2 separate regions of the Homo sapiens genome follow, and region 1 is linked to region 2. The links are chromatin loops, found by intact Hi-C in ENCODE. Cell type or tissue: MCF 10A. All regions are shown on one strand. Links, peaks and the distances in the headings refer to the core of each region. The heading gives the core; the rest is flanking DNA.

Region 1 (9,038 bases), core at 320-8,319, 1.4 Mb after region 2:
CTCACAGTTCTGGAGGCTGGAAGTCCAAGATCAAGGTGTCTGCAGGGTCAGTCTCTGGTGAGGGCTCTCTTCCTGGCTTGCAGATGGCCGTCTTCTTGTGGCCTATTTTCAGTGCATATGCAGAGAGAGATCTCTTCCTGTTCTTAAAATCCCCTACTCTCATGAGTTCATCTAACCCTAATCACCTCCCAAAAGCTCCATCTCTAAAGCCACCACATTAAGGGTAAAGTCCAACATACTCAACCTATGAACTAGGGGTGGGTGCAATTCAGTCCATGGTGCCAGCTTTCTAATCAGTAACTCTTACAAGTAAGCAGTACATTGGGACCAGCTGCTCTGGTTTCTAGTTATAATCCCCAGTCCCCAAAAAGCTACACACTATCTCATCTCCATGCATTTGCCCAAGCCCTTCCTTCCTTCCTTTCTCTTGTGAAAACTTCTCTTCCCTTCCCCACGTATGGGAGTCCTGCCCATCCTTCAAGACTCAACTCAGGTATCTCCACCCCAGGGAAGTTTCCCTTAAAGAGGAAGGAGCTTCCCCTCTGGTTAGGGACATGCTGACTGTGTGCATGGCTACGTCCTCTGCTCCAGGTTAAGACACAGGCTCTAGCTGCATATGCCTCAGTCCAAATCCACTCTGGGTGACTCTGAACAAATCATATGTCCTCACAGAGCCTTGATTTCTTGAAAGACTTCCCAGAGCTATTGCAGGCATTAAACAACAGCAAACAAAAGGATGTAAAGCCCAGTGTCTGGCCTCAGCAAGCCCTTGACAAACAGTAGCTGGTATTTTTACTAAGGATAAGGCCCATTTCTCCACCTCCACCCCACCACACACACACACAGAACATTTAAAAGAGACCTTTGAGTTCAGCATACACTTACTGGTGAATGGCTGGTGACAGAAGAAAGCAGAGGGTGAATCACAGGGGGTGACCTGTCAGTAGGTGTGACAGTTCTCAAAGACACCTATGGAGCACCTACCACATGCAAGAAAAGCACATCAGGGGATGAGGGTGATGAAGAGATGAGCCAGGGTGTTTGAGATGTGAGGGAGACCGATTCATAATGGAAATGAGGCTCCGTCTGCTGCAGGAAACAAAAAACAATCTCTCAACCACCAAATTACAAACATTCCCTGAGTCTTAGCTTCCTCATCTGTAAAAATGAGGATACAAACAGCTTCCATGGGATGGTTATGGGAAGGAGTGAGCATCAAATAAAATAATCCACACAAAGTGCTGGCACAGAGGAAGTGTTGAAGATGTTAACCTTTATCAGTATTATTATTACTTGTGGACATAAGACCTAGAGGGTGGCCAGGTGTGGTGGCACACACCTGTAATCTCAGCACTTTGGGAGGCCAAGGTGGGAGGATCACTTGAGGTCAGGAGTTCGAGACTAGCCTGGCCAACATGGTGAAACCCCATCTCTACTAAAAATACAAAAATTAGCTGGGCATGGCGGCAGGCACCTGTAATCCCAGCTACTTGGGAGGCTGAAGCAAGAGAATCGCTTGAACCCGGGAGGTGGAGGTTGCAGTGAGCGGAGATCGTGCCACTGCATTCCATGCAGCCTGGGTGACAGAGCGAGACTCCATCTCAAAAAATAAAATAAAATAAAAATAAACCCTAGAGGGTAACATCACTAGGTACCTCCAGTTCCTTGGAGGTTTTACTCCAAGATCAATGAGAAGAACATTAGGAAATTCACCCTGAGTGTCTGCCCTTCCTTCTGTCTTTAAATAGGGAAAGAGCAGGTTGGGAATGGTCCTAACGGTTAGGAAGTGTTCAGCTGCAGACAGACACCTCACCATGAGTGCCTTCAGCCATGGGGTTGGATTTTCCTGAATAATAAGTCTGAAGTGGGCCATCCAAGGCTTTCTGCACCTCAAGAATGCCAGAGCTCGGGATTGACGTTACTGCCATTCTGGTGGCTTCAACTCAGACTCAGCTCCAGCCACGACTGTCAGCCTCTTAAATGCAGTGGGGAGAGGAGAGAAAGGACATTTCCCAGAATTTCTCAGAGCAGCTGGCATTGACTCCCATTGGCCAGAACTGGGTCATATGGGTTCCCACAGCCAGCGAATGGGTAAAAATTCTTTGCCAAGGCCAATGTCAAAAAGGGTATTTCCTGGGTTTTCTTCCAGGATTTTTATAGTTTGAGGTCTTACATTTAAATATTTCATCCACCTTGCGTTGGTTTATATGGTGAAATGTAGGGGTCCAGTTTTGCTCTTCTGCACATGGCAGCCAGCAATCCCAGCGCCATTTGTTGAATAGAGACTCCTTTCCCCAACAATGGGATTTTACAAGCAAGCAGAGTGGGGTGGCCGGGGGTGCCCACAACAATCTTCTTCCCTGGGATGCACTTATGGGGAAGGGGGAATATTAGAGACACCGAGGATCCCCATCCTCAACTTCCCCAGGAGCTGAAGGTCATCAAGGCCTCAGGTGGTACCTAGCAGATGCCGACTGTGTGCCTAGCCTCATGCCTGACACAGAGACGTACAGGAGACATGGGCTGGTTCCTAAAACAATGGAGTCAGGTGATAGAAACAGGACACACACGTGCACACACACACGCACACAACTATATAAAGAGTGGGATCCTCAGTCGCTGCAGGCTGGCCTGATATAGTGGGTCCCAATGCCCTGGGCCTTGAAGAGTGGGAGGGTAGGGGGAGAAAGGAGAGGCAAGGGCATTCCAGGAAAGGGGCCCAGCCTGAGCAAAGGCAGACAGGAGCGTGTGATCTCAACCAAGAGCCTCTTTCCATATTGAAAAAACTTCTGTTAAATGGCAAGGTCTACACTGAATGCCAAGTATGCAGAGAGAAGAATCTCAGTCCTTTTCCTCAATGAGCTCATGGTCTTTCAGGCATCCATTCACTTCTACCCCCTGCCCACCCCATGCAAAACAATCGATGAATATCATTTGCTATAACCCAAGCACGGTGCTAAGCACTTCGCAGACATAATCTCAGTTGATCAGCACAATAAACCTACCAGTAGGAACCATTAAGACCCTCAGTTTACAGAGGAGGAAAAAAATGGGCACAAAGAGGTTAAATAGCTAGAGAGGCAGGAAGAGGGTAAGAGGGCATCAGTGGGGTAAAAGAATACTGTGTTCCCTGTAAATGTATATAATTACGATTTGTCCATCAAAAATAATATTAATACAAAGCAAACAAAAATACTATGTGCCAATCTTAGTTCAGCCACAAACATCCTGTGTGAACCTGGGCAAGTCCTCTCCCACCCTGGGCCTCAGCTTACCCACCTGTAAAAGGGATGCAAAGTCTCAGAGCTGCAAGGCTCTGAGGTATGAGGGTCTGCAGATGCTGCCGTGCATTAGAAATACCTGAGGACCTGCTAAAAGTCTTGATGTCCTGGTCCGATCACAGGCCAATTAAATCAGAATGTCGATGGGTGGAAGGCAAGCACAGCTTTGCTTTGTTTTGTTTGAGACAATGTCTTACTCTGTGGCCCGGGCTGGAGTGCAGCAGCGCAATCACGGTTCACTGCAGCCTCGACCTCCTGGATTCAAGTGATCCTCCCACCTCAGAGTAGCTGGGACTACAGGTGCTGCCACCACACCCAGCCATTTTTTTTTAATGGTCTCCAGGTGATTCCAAAAGTGAAACAAAGTTTGGGAACCACTGGTCTGAGGATTCCCACTTTCTGGCCTCTTGTGATACCACGGGGATAGCCTGAGACAGGATGAGGGTATTGAGCCAAAAAATAAATTAAATTAAATATCCAGAATAGGCAAATCCATGGAGAGAGGAAGCAGATGAGCAGTTGCCAGGGACTGGGAGGAGAGGAGAATGGGGTACAGGGTTTCCTTTTGGGGGAAATGAAAATGTTGGGAAACTAGATAGTGGTGATAGTTGCACAACACTGAATGTGCTGAACTGTATGCTTTAAGAAGGTGAAAATGGGGCCGGGCACGGTGGCTCACACCTGTAATCCCAGCACTTTGGGAGGCCAAGGCAGGCGGATCACTTGAGGTCAGGAGTTCGAGACCAACCTGGCCAACATGGCAAAACCTCATCTCTACCAAAAAATACAAAAATTAGCCAGGCATGGTGGTGGGCACCTGTAGTCTCAGCTACTCTGGAAGCTGAGGCAGGAGAATCAGTTGAACCCGGGAGGCAGAGGCTGCAGTGAGCTGAGATCCACCACTGCTGTCCAGCCTGGGCAACAGAGCAAGACCCTGTCTCAGACAAACGAGATGGTGAAAATCGGAATCTCTATGCTATGTGTCTTTTACCACAACATTTTAAAAAACAAAGCAAGCAGGGAGGGAGGGAGGGATGGAAAAGAAAAATAGAAATTACAGTAAAAATAGGGCATGACTTACAGGAGGTCAGAACTTTAAGGTCAAACAGGGGGACACCCAGGATAAGAGCTTAGCCTCTGGAGGCCGACCCAGGTTCAAATCCCCACTCTACAACTTGCTAACTGGGTGTTGTGTGATCGTGAGCAAGTGACCTCCCCTCTCTGATCCTCTATTGGTGCGTCTGTAAAACGGAGGTAAGCAAAGCACCGACCTCAGCGAGTGGCCGCGAGGCTGGAATAGCAAACGCCGGGCATACACGGCGTGATGAGTGAAGGCCGCTGTGACTCTGGGCCCGCGGGAAATCATCTCGGGAGTTTTGTGGGGACCAAGCACAAGGGAGGAGAGGCGCCCCAGCGCGAGGCTGTCCCCACCCCAACCCCGCGGCCCGGGGGCCCCGACTCAGCGCGGTCCTGGCCTCACCTGGTGCTGCTGACCGCCCACGCCCGCCGCCCGCCTTTCATCTCCCCTGCCCGTGGCTCCGGGCACTGCTTTCCCAATTGCCCGGACCACGCCAGCGCCCGGGCTCTCGGCTTCGCGCGGGGCTGGGCGGGCGGAGCGCGGCAGCCTCCAGGTAGGGCCGCCGCCAGGTGAAGCCGCGCCGCTTCGCCTCTTCCCGGTCTGTGGCGACACCTGCTGGCCGTCCGTGGAAGGACACACCCTCCGCTCCCACCACCTGCTTCCATTCAGCCCATTCATCACTCAGCCCCTCACTATGCGCCCTGCAGGTATCGCGCCAGGTGTCCGGGACTTTCAGGCAGAGAAATTAAGCAAAGAAAAAAATGCAGGTTGCATCATTTCTTTTTCAGACACAGAATAATTTTAGTTGGGGAGATCCCAGCCAACTTAAAAGAAGCTAAGAAACTCTCCATGGGATGGGAGTGGAACTAATCCAAGCATCAGAAACAGCCTGTGCAAAGGCCTGGAGATAGGAAGGAGCCCCGCTCTTTGGAGGAAGTGAAATTGACCAGGAAACTTGAGCAGAGTGGGATATGGTATGAAGTTTGCAGAGACCAGGTGAGACCTTCCTTCCACGCTGTCACTGTTACGTTGGAACAGGCCTGGAACGAAAGGGATCTGCCCTATTTTATAGACTGTGGTGGTGATCTAGAGGGATTCTCTCCAGACACATCTGCTGTGGGTTTCTGAGAATCATTTATTCATTCAACAAACTTTTCCTGAGCAGCTTTTATGTGCCAAGGGCTGTGCTAAGTATAAAATGCACAATGGCAATGAGACATATTCCTTGAGGTGCTCCTAATCTTGTGAGAATATCTAACCAGACCAGGAAGACTGGAGAAGTCTTCCTTTCTCAGGAGCTCTTTCAATCCTCCACATCCCAGCCCCCCAAGACAAACACAAAGGAATGAATCCATAATGGTGGACATTTGAGATAAGTGGAGGGTAGTAGAGGAGATATTTGAGCTTTTGAAAGCATGCTAGAGGAATGAATCCCTATCCCCACTGAGCTCCAGTTTTGTACAGGGAAAAAATTAAGTCACAGAGGGATTGAGTCAGGAAACCAAGCTAGACCGCTACAGAGATGTCAGGATCTTCAGGGCAAGTTAAGCTCAGAGGACTTGTCTTGGTAATAGGGGTTCACCCAAGTTCTAGGACAGAACTTTTGCAAGAGGATTCTCAAAACACACCCACCCAAGGCAGGCTGATGGAGCTCACATGACCCACCACCATCTTCTACATCATCTGCCTCAGCTGGAACTTGCCCGGAACCAGCTCCCAAGTCACTGATTGATGAAACCAAAGAAGGTTTACTAAGCACAGACCCTGTTCCAGTATTGCAGTCTCGGGCTGGAATACGCTTACAAAGATAAAGGCCACCCGTGAACAGCAAAGGGCAGGTTGATGTTTAAACAAATTATTTCAACCTGCTGTGATAAAATGAGGAAATGGAGGTGATTTGCAATTTTTAGGAGACACAGTAAGCTGTAGGATTCATCCTGAGCAGCTTTATGCATTAATCTGTGTTCGCACTGCTATAAAGAAATACCCAAGACTGGGTAATTTATAAAGGAAAGAGGTTTAATAGACTCACAGTTCCACCTGGCTGGGGAGGCCTCAGGAAACTTACAATCATGGTGGAAGGCGAAGGGGAAGCAGGCACCCTCTTCACAAGGCAGCAGAAGAACGTGAGTGCAAGAAGGAGGACGTGCCAGACTTTAAAACTATCAGCTCTCGTGAGAACTCACTCACTATCACGAGAACACCATGGGGGAACCACCCCCATGATCCAATCACTTCCCTCCCTCAACACGTGGGAATTACAGGTCCTTTCCTGTGTTTTAACTTCCCTCCAGGTGATTCTGATGCCCTCTGAAGATTGAGAACCTCTGATCAAGGAAGAAAAGTCCAGAGGAGCCTATAAATGTGTTTTTAACAAGCTACCCAGGCGATTTTGTATGACCCATGTGTCTGGAAACAGTACTTTAGTTGAAGCCACTGATTTTTCTTTTCACCTTTTACATTGCCTATTACATTGCCTATTTCTTCTTTATCTCAGAATGAATGTCTCATCTTCATTCTATAAGAATGTGGTTTTTTCTCATGAAGAGTCATGTTCCACACCAAAAAGCCAAGAGAACAGATGGTATCAACTAGAGAAATAGCAACCTAGGGCTCTCCTGATTTTAGCATTGAACGTCCCATGTCCCAGAAGAACCTTAACTTCTGAGCAAACTGGGACAGTTGATCACCCTACATGGATATTTATACATGGGCATTTACTGTGACCCAAAGAACAATCAACATAAAATGCTGAGAGTCTTGGATTATACATTCCACAACATTTTCATGCCAGTCCTAATTCTAATCCACATCTTGAAATCTTCACCATCGTTATCTTTATGACTTACTATTTCTGATCCACTTTAATTAACAAAGCTTACAGACAAAATGCTACACATTTCATTCTTCTGGCCATTTGACTTATGAATATCATTAAAACTTGACTGTGTAAATTGAAAATGAGCATTCTGTGATTTAGCAATTCCACTCTTAAGTTTCTAGGAGAAACTTCTAGAGAAGTTAGGTAGAAGAGACTTCTACCTTGCTACATTGATTGCAGTCCTCTTGGAATATAGAAGCAACACAAATGATCAACAGGAGAATGGATGACTATATTGTGTTGTTTTGAAACAGGAGAATGCTACATGGAACTGTAAAGTAAATGAACCAAAGCCACATATATCTACACGGATACCTCAGAAACATAGTCTTGTGTGCAGAAATCAAGTTGCAGGAAGCTATATCTACCTTATTCACATGAAGTATAAATGACTGCAACTGGTGTATAAATCTTACAGATGCAGAATATGTAATAAAAATACAAAAATAGGGCCAGGCATGGTGGCTCATGCCCGTAATACCAGCACTTTGGGAGGCCGAGGCGGGCGGATCACGAGGTCAGGAGATCGAGACCATCCTGGCTAACACGGTGAAACCCAATCTCTACTAAAAATATAAAAAATTAGCTGGGCATGGTGGTGGGCACCTGTAGTCCCAGCTACTCGGGAGGCTGAGGCAGGAGAATGGCGTGAACCCAGGAGGCGGGGCTTGCAGTGAGCCAAGATTGCACCACTGCACTCCAGCCTGGGCGATAGAGCAAGACTCCATCTCAAAAAATATATATATAAAAATAGATATGCAAATAATACACACAGTACAATGGCTACCTCCAGAGACAGGGAGGAATGGATGAAGAGAATAAGACCTGAAAGTGAATTTTAAGTGGATCTTTTTAACTTATCTCTTAAGCTGAGACACATGAATAATCATTGTGTTATTCTCTGAACTTTTGGTATGTCTCAACTATTTCATCGTAAATATTTTGCATATTTGTTCTTTGTGCAGGGATCCCTGCTGTTTTTAATATACAAAAGCCCCATGACTTGCTCATACTTTAAAACTCCTAGTCTATCTAAGCTAAAATTGAGTTTCTTGTGCTACACTAAGTTTGTATGTTAAGGAAACAGTCAGTATGTTTCTTGTTCATCACTGAATTCCCCATGCCTAGCAAAGACGTATTTGCAAATGAATAAAATATTGACTAAAACATCTTCATTTTATAGATGAAGAAACTGAGACTCAGAAGTGATATGGTTTGCCCCAAACCAGATACTGACATAGAGGGAGAGCCAGGGACTAGAACCCAAATATCGTGAATCTTCCAGGCCACTGCTTATTCCAATGCACCAGTGGTTCTTGAAGGTTCATCCCCCAATCTGCTTGTTTCTGGCAAGCCCAACAGTATACCTTCACAGTTTTGCCTCAGGGCAATGCCAGTTCTCCTATTTTCTGCCAGAATATAGTTCACAGAGGTATTGAACTCTTGGCTCACTGCACTGAAAATATTACACTGATTGGCTCTGCTGAGCACCAATGGAGTAGCCAGGTACTTAGATGCCCTGGTAATATATGCAGATGAGAGGGTGGAAAATAAATCCCACAGAAATTCAGGAGCACACCTCCTCAGTGAAGTGCCGGGGGCTCAATGCTATGAAGAATGTCAAAATTTCTCCTCCAAGGTGAAAGACAAGTTGCTGCATTTCACACCACCAAAAACCAAAAAGGAGACATGATGATTGGTAAGCCTTTCTAGATCCTAGAGGCAACATGTAATGCATCTGAGTGTGCAGTTTTGACCTATTGAGAGAGTTACCCATAAGGCTGCTAGTTTTGAATAG
Region 2 (9,038 bases), core at 599-8,598:
TTAGACAAACAGATGAAGCGGTCTGTGACTGCAAATCCTGGGGACAGAAGCTGCTGCCCACAAATATGTAGAGAATTGTGCTGTTGAAGAGAAAACAGCCTCATTCTGAGTAATTGATGAAGTTTACTTGGGAAGTCAACTTCAGCTGAACATGTGGTTGAAGTTTTAAAAGGGAGAGTTCTTCTTGTGTGTGTGTCTTTGTTGGGGAGCAAGAACTCCCTGTCAAGGCAGCATTCATGAACAAAGTGAGGACAGTCTACCTGGAATGTTAAGAAAGCATTTCTGCACTAAGGATAGACTTTGGAATAGAAGCCTGCCGAGAACATGTCCAATTCTTAAAAGACTATGATTCCAGGAAGACTAGACCCCAAGTTCACTAGAATCTTGCTAAAGCAACATTTGCTTTGGAACAAAACTCAGGATGAGTTGGTCTGAGAAGCCTGAATTATAAAAACTATCAGAAGACCACATTGTAAGGCTTCTGGAGGGCTTGTCTGGAGGTTCTAGGAGGGGAGAGCTGCTACTCCTACACCCTTGGCTAAGAACAGCCCTCTTCTATCGGTAAAAGTCATCTTCTTTGACTGTGTGGGCAGCTTTGGGAGGAATGCACATTGAGTGGTGGGGGAGGAAGGGGACACTCACCTAGCCAGCCAGATCAGCCAAGTCAACCCTGGTGATCAATGGGGTGGCAGATGTTGCAGCCAGGTCGCCCTCACATCCTTGAGTTGTCATCCTTGGGGACAGTGTTTCTGTGATGACCTAAAGGGCCACCCTCGGGAGACAGTGACATACATTGGATACGAGCATGACTTTGGAGTTACGGAGACCTGGGTTTGAATTCTGGCCCTGCCATTTATTCTCGGTAGGATACCGGGGCAAATTAGACTCTCGGTTTTCTCATTTACAATATCGGAGTAATTATATAGACACTATTGTGTCAGAGAAGCATTACAATAAGGGCTCTTATTGACACTCCAAATTCTTTCTTTTTCTGGATCACAAAAACAAAACCAATATGTGGTAAAAAAAAAAAAATTGTCCTCCAAAACATACATATTGAAAACCAGAAGCAAACATGCCCTGAAATTGTGCCTCTCAGATATACCTGCTATTTATCCTTTAACTTTTATATATTTTTCACATATACTTCAATGAGTTTTATTATTTTTATCATGAAAAAATACAATAAACTTGACACATTAAACATTAAAACTTGACAACACCCTTACAACATTCTGTGTGCTCTCCTACAAGTCTACTATCAGTTAAAGTTGTCTTCTTTGACTGAGCGGGCAGCTTTGGAAGGAATGCCCATTGAGTGGTGAAGGAGGAAGGGGACACCCACATAACCAGCCAGATCAGCCAAATCAACTCTGGTGATCAATGGGGTGGCAGATGTTGACTCCAACATCCTTTGATAAAACATAGCAGGTTAAAGGTCTAAGAGATATAGGTACTAGGAACCTTCAGATTTGGAAATCTAGTCTTTATCATCACCTCCACCTCCGTCATCACAACCACCACTGCCACCATAACTACTATCACCCCCAGACCATCATCATATCGACTACCACTACCACCACAACACAATTATCATCACTACCACTGCTTCCATCATCCCTACCATCACCATAACCTCACCCCCACCTCACCAACACCATCATCACCATCACCGCCATCACCACAATCACCACCATCATCAGCACTAAAACCAGCCATCACTACTATCATTGTTACTGTCATCAGCACCACTATCATCATCAACACCATAATTACCACCATAATCACCACCATCACCATCACCACCATCATCACTACCAGTTATAAAGTGCCCCTGGGCAAGCCACTTGATCTCTCTAGATTCTATGTGTGCATCTCAGGCTTTTGTTTACCCATCTTTAATTCAGCGTTAAATATCTACCTGACCCTACACAAAGTTTTAATAGCCCTTTCCTCTATCATTTGTATCCAGATCCCAGGAGACTTATTGGCATTCAGTTTTAAGCGTCCACACTAGGTGAAAATGCACTACATTTTAAATTTATGTTAAAATTCTCTGTAGCCCATACATTGGGAACTTCTCTGATCCAAAGTAAGTTTTTACTGTCAAGTTCTGGGTCTCTAAGACCAGAGATCTTAGAAGATTTAAACACACAAATGCATCCAAGAAAGAGCAGGAGAAAAGCCAGCAATACAGAGAGGACTTCCTCAGCCTGGTGGTTGTGATGCCCCGTCTTGAGAGTAAACTTCCCCCAATAATCTGGGCAGTCTTTTATTTTTCTGGCCTCCATCACTGACCTGTTGCCTCATGGCAGTGCATTTCTGAGACACGATCAAGACATTCCATTGAGTTATACTACATCCAAATATCAGACGCTGCCTTTGAACCCTTCTGACAAACCACAAACTTAGGAACCAACGTTGACACAACACTCAGCGGATTCAAAACACTGAGCAGGGGAAAGGAGAGGGTGTGGGAAAAGGCTCTTTGATTAAATGTGTTTCTTTCTCTTTGTGCTCTAATGGGGTCTAAGGTACTGCCTGGCATCTTGGAAGTTCACGTGCTTGTTTTCTGAAGAAAGTCTCTGTCACATCCTCTCTCAGAAGTTTTCGGCCAAGAGCAATATTAGAGATTTGTTATTGGTTTAAATAACCCAGCATTTCCATGGATAAACATTCAAGCAAGAAAAGGAAAGCATAGAGGAGAAACTTCTCTTAAGAGAAAAAAAGGATGTGAAGAAAGTCAAGATATTAGCAGTCAATGTGTCTCATTTTCCAAAGAATTAGGCTTATCTTTTCACAGACCTTTGTCTGCTGGAATGACTGTCTAACCTCCATGCCACGTTTTTAATCCCTGCAAACTGATTTTAGTTTTTGCCAAGATGGATGTTGGATCTGAATGAAAACCAGAGTCATTTATCTTTGCCAAGGCATTTTCTTCTTCTTCCGCAGCGGAAAGTTATGGAGATAGGTGCTTTCTCATCGGAATGTGCCCCTTCCAAAATTATCAGGCTCCTGTGGTTTGCTGATAACCAAAAAGACTCAAGCTCAGAGGTGCAGAAACTCATTGAGGATAAATGAAGAGACCATTAAAAAGAAGACATATGTCTTTGTAGCCAAAGAGGCAACCAAGAAGATATTTTCTGAATGTGGGGTAACTTCATTTGCTAAAATGGGGGTCATGAATGATTATGCACCTCCATTTTCAAAACTGGACTCAAATTCCTTTACTTGTACCTCTTCTTTAGGCCTAATGTTGGGGGGGGAACATTAGCATTCCAGGCACCTTTTCAATTAAGAATAAAGGCTACAGGGCAATTTAAAGCCAATGACTGATTTCTTCCTCTCCCCTCTGCTCACGGAGGAGCCGAATTTTCTTTGAAGCCAGGATCGGAATCTGAAGCCTGGTCAATAAGACAGCTTAGACTGCTCAGAGAGAGCCTACTTTGGTTTGAGGTATAGGATAAATGTCTAAGGGCATTTCTGTCCTCCTCAGTGAAGCCAGGTGTGTGTTTTGTTGAGAGAAACAGCAAACAGATACAGATGCTAGCATTATACAAATACAGTGTTAGCAACCCCAACACTGCGGGACTTAGAAAGCATTTAATTCTTCTAATTCATTACCATTTATCACCTATCTCTCAGCTCAAAGAGCCTGGAGATTTGGAGTTTCTTTTAGGGATGCCAAGAATAAGCACATCACCCACTAGGGTACCCATCTCATATTAATTATTAATAGTTACAAAACACTCCGGTTATAGGTTGTATGATATTTGGCTACACATTAAGCCATCAATCTTACTAAATTTCCTTTAACATGCAGGAAATAAAAGCCAAGAGTACCTCCTTGGAAGCCAAATGGTGCAGAAAGAGGAAATTGATGAGGGTTATGTCACTCAGTAGTGAATCTGATTCATCAGAAGTGAAAAAAGTCATCAAAAACTTTGTTCAAAAAGCCACAGGTTATTTTGAGCAAAGTCTGTTTCTCCCCCCATATGCTGATAGATTTCCTCTCATGGTTAAAGCTACACGTTTTTTCACAGAATATTAAAGTTATCAGAATTTGGAAGATAGAAGACCCATGGCAGCAAAGGTTCTGGCCTATTTGCTAGAAGATTTCCACTGGTTTGGGGCAGCTTGCAGGGCCATTGTCCTTTTGTGTTTCTGGCTGATGGGATGGAAAGGGACAGAAAACCAACCTCGGTTCATGCGGTGTTGGTACTGCCTGGAAATATGTATTGTTAGTGCCCTCTAGCGGCCGAGTCTTGGCTGGACATTAAAAGACATTTTTCACCATGAGCTGGGTGTTGAGTGCTTTTAAAAAGCAATTTTGCAACTTGGCTGTGGCCACTGTGCTCTGCTTGGAGTGGCTTTAGACTTCATGATGCTGGTGCTTTCATGTTAAACTGTTTCAAAGCCTCTTGTGGAAGCAAGAGCGTTTGAACTAAACTACAATTTTTGAAAATGGCAACTTGAAATATTTTTACCTCCAACGTAGACCATTCTTTGCCTGCATGCTTCCCTCTGGATTGTCTGTTCCCAAAAACAGCATCTTCATTCAATGAGTAAATGTTTTCTATTACTCAAATTTATTTGGCAAAATAGACTCGGGTAATAGAACATTTTTTTCTTCTTCATACTAATTGTGTGCCTTGCGAAGGCTCTAAAATCATTCCATTTTGACCTAGAAATTCATTTTCTAGGAGTTTTTCCTAAGGAATCACTATGAATATGAACAAGATTGAGGAACAAGCTACTTCTTAGAAGGTTATTCGTAATAAAGAAGAAAACAACCACCTAACGGGCCAACAATACAGACATTGATAAATTATAGTTCATCCAACTCATGGAGTAGGAGGTAGTAATTAAAAACAACATATTATGATTAGAACCGGAAATACCATTTGACCCAGCAATCCCATTACTGGGTATATATCCAAAGGAATATAAATCATTCTCTTATAAATACACATGCACACCCATGTTCATTGCAGCACTATTCACGATAGCAAAGACATAGAAACACCCCAAATGGCCATCAATCAATGACAGACTGAAGAAAGAAATGTGGTACATATATACCACGGAATACTATACAGCCAGAAAAAGGAATGAGAACATGTCCTTTGCAGGGACATAGATGAAGCTGAAAGCCATTATCCTCAGCAAACTAACGCAGGAACAGAAAATCAAACGCCACGTTCTCACTTATAAGTGGGAGCTGAACAATGAGAACACATGGACACAGGGAAGGGAACAATACATGCTGGGGACTGTCGGGGGAGGATGGGGTGGGGTGAGAGCATTAGGAAAAAGAGCTAATGCATGCTGGGCTTAACACCTAAGTGATGGGTTGATAGGTGCAGCAAACCACCATGGCGAACGTTTGCCTATGTAACAAACCCACACATCCTGAACATGTACCCCGGAACTTAAAAAATAAAATTAGATAAATAAATAAATAAAACGTACTATGGTTTAAGAAGATCCTTTTCAAACAGCTGGGGACACTGGTCACTCAAGTGACTTTCCCGGTGTCTCACACAAATCCTCAGTGGTGGTTATGTGGGTGTTGATTTTGCAGTAGGTCATTGAGCTACACATTTTCTGAATATATGTATTTATAATTTTTAAAGAATATTTTTTATAGTTTAAAAGAAGATTTAAAAAAAAAATCAAAGAGACCAGGTATTCTAATCCTTAATTTAGCTCTGTTTCCCACACTAGTCTACTCCTTGGAGGAACGAAGGCACAAAAGAGAAAAGATGGAATTATGGTCTCTGGGAACTAGATTTTAAAATTGCATTTAAGAAATACCTAATGTAGACGACGGGTTGATGGGTGCGACAAACCACCATGGCACGTGTATACCTATGTAACAAACCTGCACGTTCTGCACATGTATCCCAGAACTTAAAGTATAATTTTAAAAAATTGCATATAGAACATCCCATTGGTGGGACTGGATTTGTTTGCAAATGGTCTTGTCAGTGGTGAAGTGGAAGAGAATGTGGAGCCCCACTCAAATGAAGTTTGCAACTTGTCAGCAGATCTGGAAAAACAATACAGTTAAAATTCTTGACTCTCTGGAGATAGGAAATTATTAATAAATTTCACGAATGCATATTTCCTTATTGCCATTACAGTTGTGAGGGATGGCTGTATCTTTTGCTGTTATTTTTAAACCCCATAGAATATTTGTAGAAAAACAATTTATCTAAATGTATGAGGTAGTTTATAACTTCTCTACATTTCCATGTCAGAAGCAAAGAGATAAATAGTTAATTCTGAGTTACGTTTAATAAGTATTCATTTGTATCTCTTCACCAGAGACGAGAGAAAAGCAGCTTAGTCCCAGACCTCAAGGTACCCCCGAATGGCTGGGAGGAAGTTTGACATCCTTGAAAAAAAATAGAGAGCAACATAAGGCAAGTGAATGCGGTGTACAGTATAAGCATTATAATGCTCTAAGGAATAAAATCAAGTGTCAAGATGCATAGTTTATAGTAAGGAGATATTGCGTCAGGCTAATTCGGATATAAATCTGTATGAACATGTGATCTTAAATCTCTATGGCTCCACTTTATCTACAAAATGAGAATAATATTGCTACTTACTATTGTAAAGATTGAATGCACATTGTGCTTCCATGTTTATTGCAGCACTATTCACGACCACCAAAATTTGAAGCAACTTAAGCATCTGCTAACAAACGAATGGATAAAGAAAATGTGGTACACATACATGATGGAGTACTATTCAGCCACAAAAAAGAATGAGATCCTGTCATTTGCACCAACATGGATGGAACTGGAGATCATTATATTAAGTGAAATGAGCCAGGCACAGAAAGACAAACTTTGTGTGTTCTCACTTATTAATGTGAGTTTAACATGAAAACAACTGTACTCGTGAAGATAGCGGGTAGAATGATGGTTGCCAGAGGGTAGGAAAAGCAGTGGGGAGTGGATGGAAATTGGGGATGGTTAATGGATGTGAACATAGAGTTAGATAGAAGGAATAAGATCTAGTATTTGATAGCACAACAGGGTGACCACAGTCAGCAATAATTTATTGTACATTTCAAAATAACTAAAAGATGGGGCCGGGGGAGGAAAAGCATCAAGAGAAATAGCTAATGGATACTGGGCTTAATACCTAGGTGATGGGTTGATCTGTGCAGAAAACCACCGTGGCACATGTTTACCTATGTAACAAACCTGCATATCCCGCACCTGTACCCTGGAACTTAAAAGTTGAAGAAAAATAAGGAACGCATTTAAACCATCTGACTGGCAAAACAACAACAACAACTAGAAGAGTATAATTGGATTGTTTGTAACACAAGGAGAGGATAAATGCTTGAGATGATTTATACCCCATTTATCCTGAGGTGATTATTATGTATTGTATGCCTGTATCAAACTATCTCATGTACCCCATAAATATATACACCTACTATGTACCCACAAAAGCTTTTTAAAAATAATTTAAAAATTTAATATTTTAAAATTAAAAAAAGAAAGAAAATGCACATTGCAGGCCGAGCGCGGTGGCTCACGCCTGTAATCCCAGCATTTTAGGAGGCTGAGGCGGGCGGATTGCCCGAGCTCAGGAGTTCGAGACCAGCCTGGGAAACACGGCAAATTCTCTATGAAAAATACAAAAATTAACTGAGCATGGTGGTGTGTGCCTGTAATCCCAGCTACTCAGGAGGCTGAGGCACAAGAATCGCTTGAACCCGGGAGGTGAAGGTGAAGGTTGCAGTGAGCCGAGATCGTGCCACTGCACTCCAGCCTGGGCGACTGTGAGATTCTATCTCAACAAAAAAAAAAAAAAAAAAAAAAAAGCACATGGCTGGATTAAATGCTCAAACATATTAATATAATATTAATTACCAGTGAATACCTTGAGCCTGGCCAACCAGAGAGCCTTGGATGGAGACTCCCAGTCTTTGCAGCAAGCTGGGTGTGTAGGTTTCTACCTTTAGGATGTGACTTCCCAACCTGACGAGGAGCCAAGATGCTTGAGAAATTGCCATTTCCATATCATTTGTCAGTTTCTCTCAGCAGATGGTGCTCTTGAGACCTTCACCCACATGAGTTCAGAGGGCAAGAGCTCCAATTTGGCTACCTCCCAAACTAAAGATCTTCGTGTCCAAGCATTGTCACCAGGAAGCGTATTGCTGAATAAATGCATTCTTGAGTTAATGAATGGGAGGCAGAAAGCCCTGATGCAGTGTCAAAGGAGGGCCTGGTCATCTGGGGGTTTGTCTGGCAATTGAGCCAGGGGCCACCTTCTCTACTTCCCTCTGTAGGGTCGTGAGACTTTGAGGAAGAGACACAGCCCCTGGTGCCTGGAGACCTGGTTTTTAGTCCTGGCTCTGATTCTTAGCTTGCTGTGTGATCTCAGGTTTTCACTTGTTCACCACAGCACCTACTTCCCCCTTCATAAAAGGGAGACAGCACCAGTGGGGCTCAAACCCTTTGATAAAAGCTAATATTTTTAGGCTGGGCATGGTGGCTCACACCTGTAATCCCAGCACTTTGGGAGGCCAAGGTGGGTGTATGGCTTGAGCTCAGGACTTTGAGACCAGCCTGGGCAACATGTTGAAACCCCACCTCTATCAAAAATACAAAAAATTAGCCAGGTGTGGTGGCACTCACCTGTGGTCCCAGCTACTTGGGAGGCTGAGGTGAGAGGATCGCTTGAACTCAGGAGTTTGAGACCAGCCTGGACAACATAGTGAGATTTCATCTCTACAAGAAAAATTAAAAATTAGCTAGGTGTGGTGATACATACCTGTAGTCCTAGCTACTTGGGAGGGTGAGGCAGGAGGATCGCTTGAGCCCAGAAGTTTGAGGTTGCAGTGAGCTATGGTCATGCCACTGCACTCCAGCCTGTGTGATGGAGCAAGACTCAATGCCTATATATATATATGTATTACGTAAAATATATGCAAATATATAAAATATATTAATTTTGTGTGTGTGTGTGGGTGTGTGTGTGTGTGTGTTTAACGGCTGTCAATTCTTTGA

What was found. A loop is a pair of places that touch in the nucleus more often than their neighbours do. Peaks named below come from ENCODE experiments on the same cell type or tissue, not always from the same donor. Only the 100,000 strongest peaks of a DNase experiment are listed, where the experiment ranks them.
Region 1: a loop joins it to region 2, with 12 times the contacts of the local background. A loop is called at or near these places in 2 of 110 quality-filtered maps.

The regions. Positions count from the first base shown.
Region 1 is chr12:115,912,398-115,921,435 of GRCh38, forward strand. No RefSeq gene overlaps it. Among named protein-coding and RNA genes, the nearest start is that of LINC02463, 31 kb to the left of the region's middle. In MCF 10A, for the core only: a CTCF peak has its summit at 4,974 (motif pointing left); no DNase peak of the experiment used is centred there.
Region 2 is chr12:114,504,468-114,513,505 of GRCh38, forward strand. It overlaps the pseudogene RN7SKP216. Among named protein-coding and RNA genes, the nearest start is that of TBX5-AS1, 100 kb to the left of the region's middle. In MCF 10A, for the core only: a CTCF peak has its summit at 4,239 (motif pointing left); a DNase peak (open chromatin) is centred at 4,234.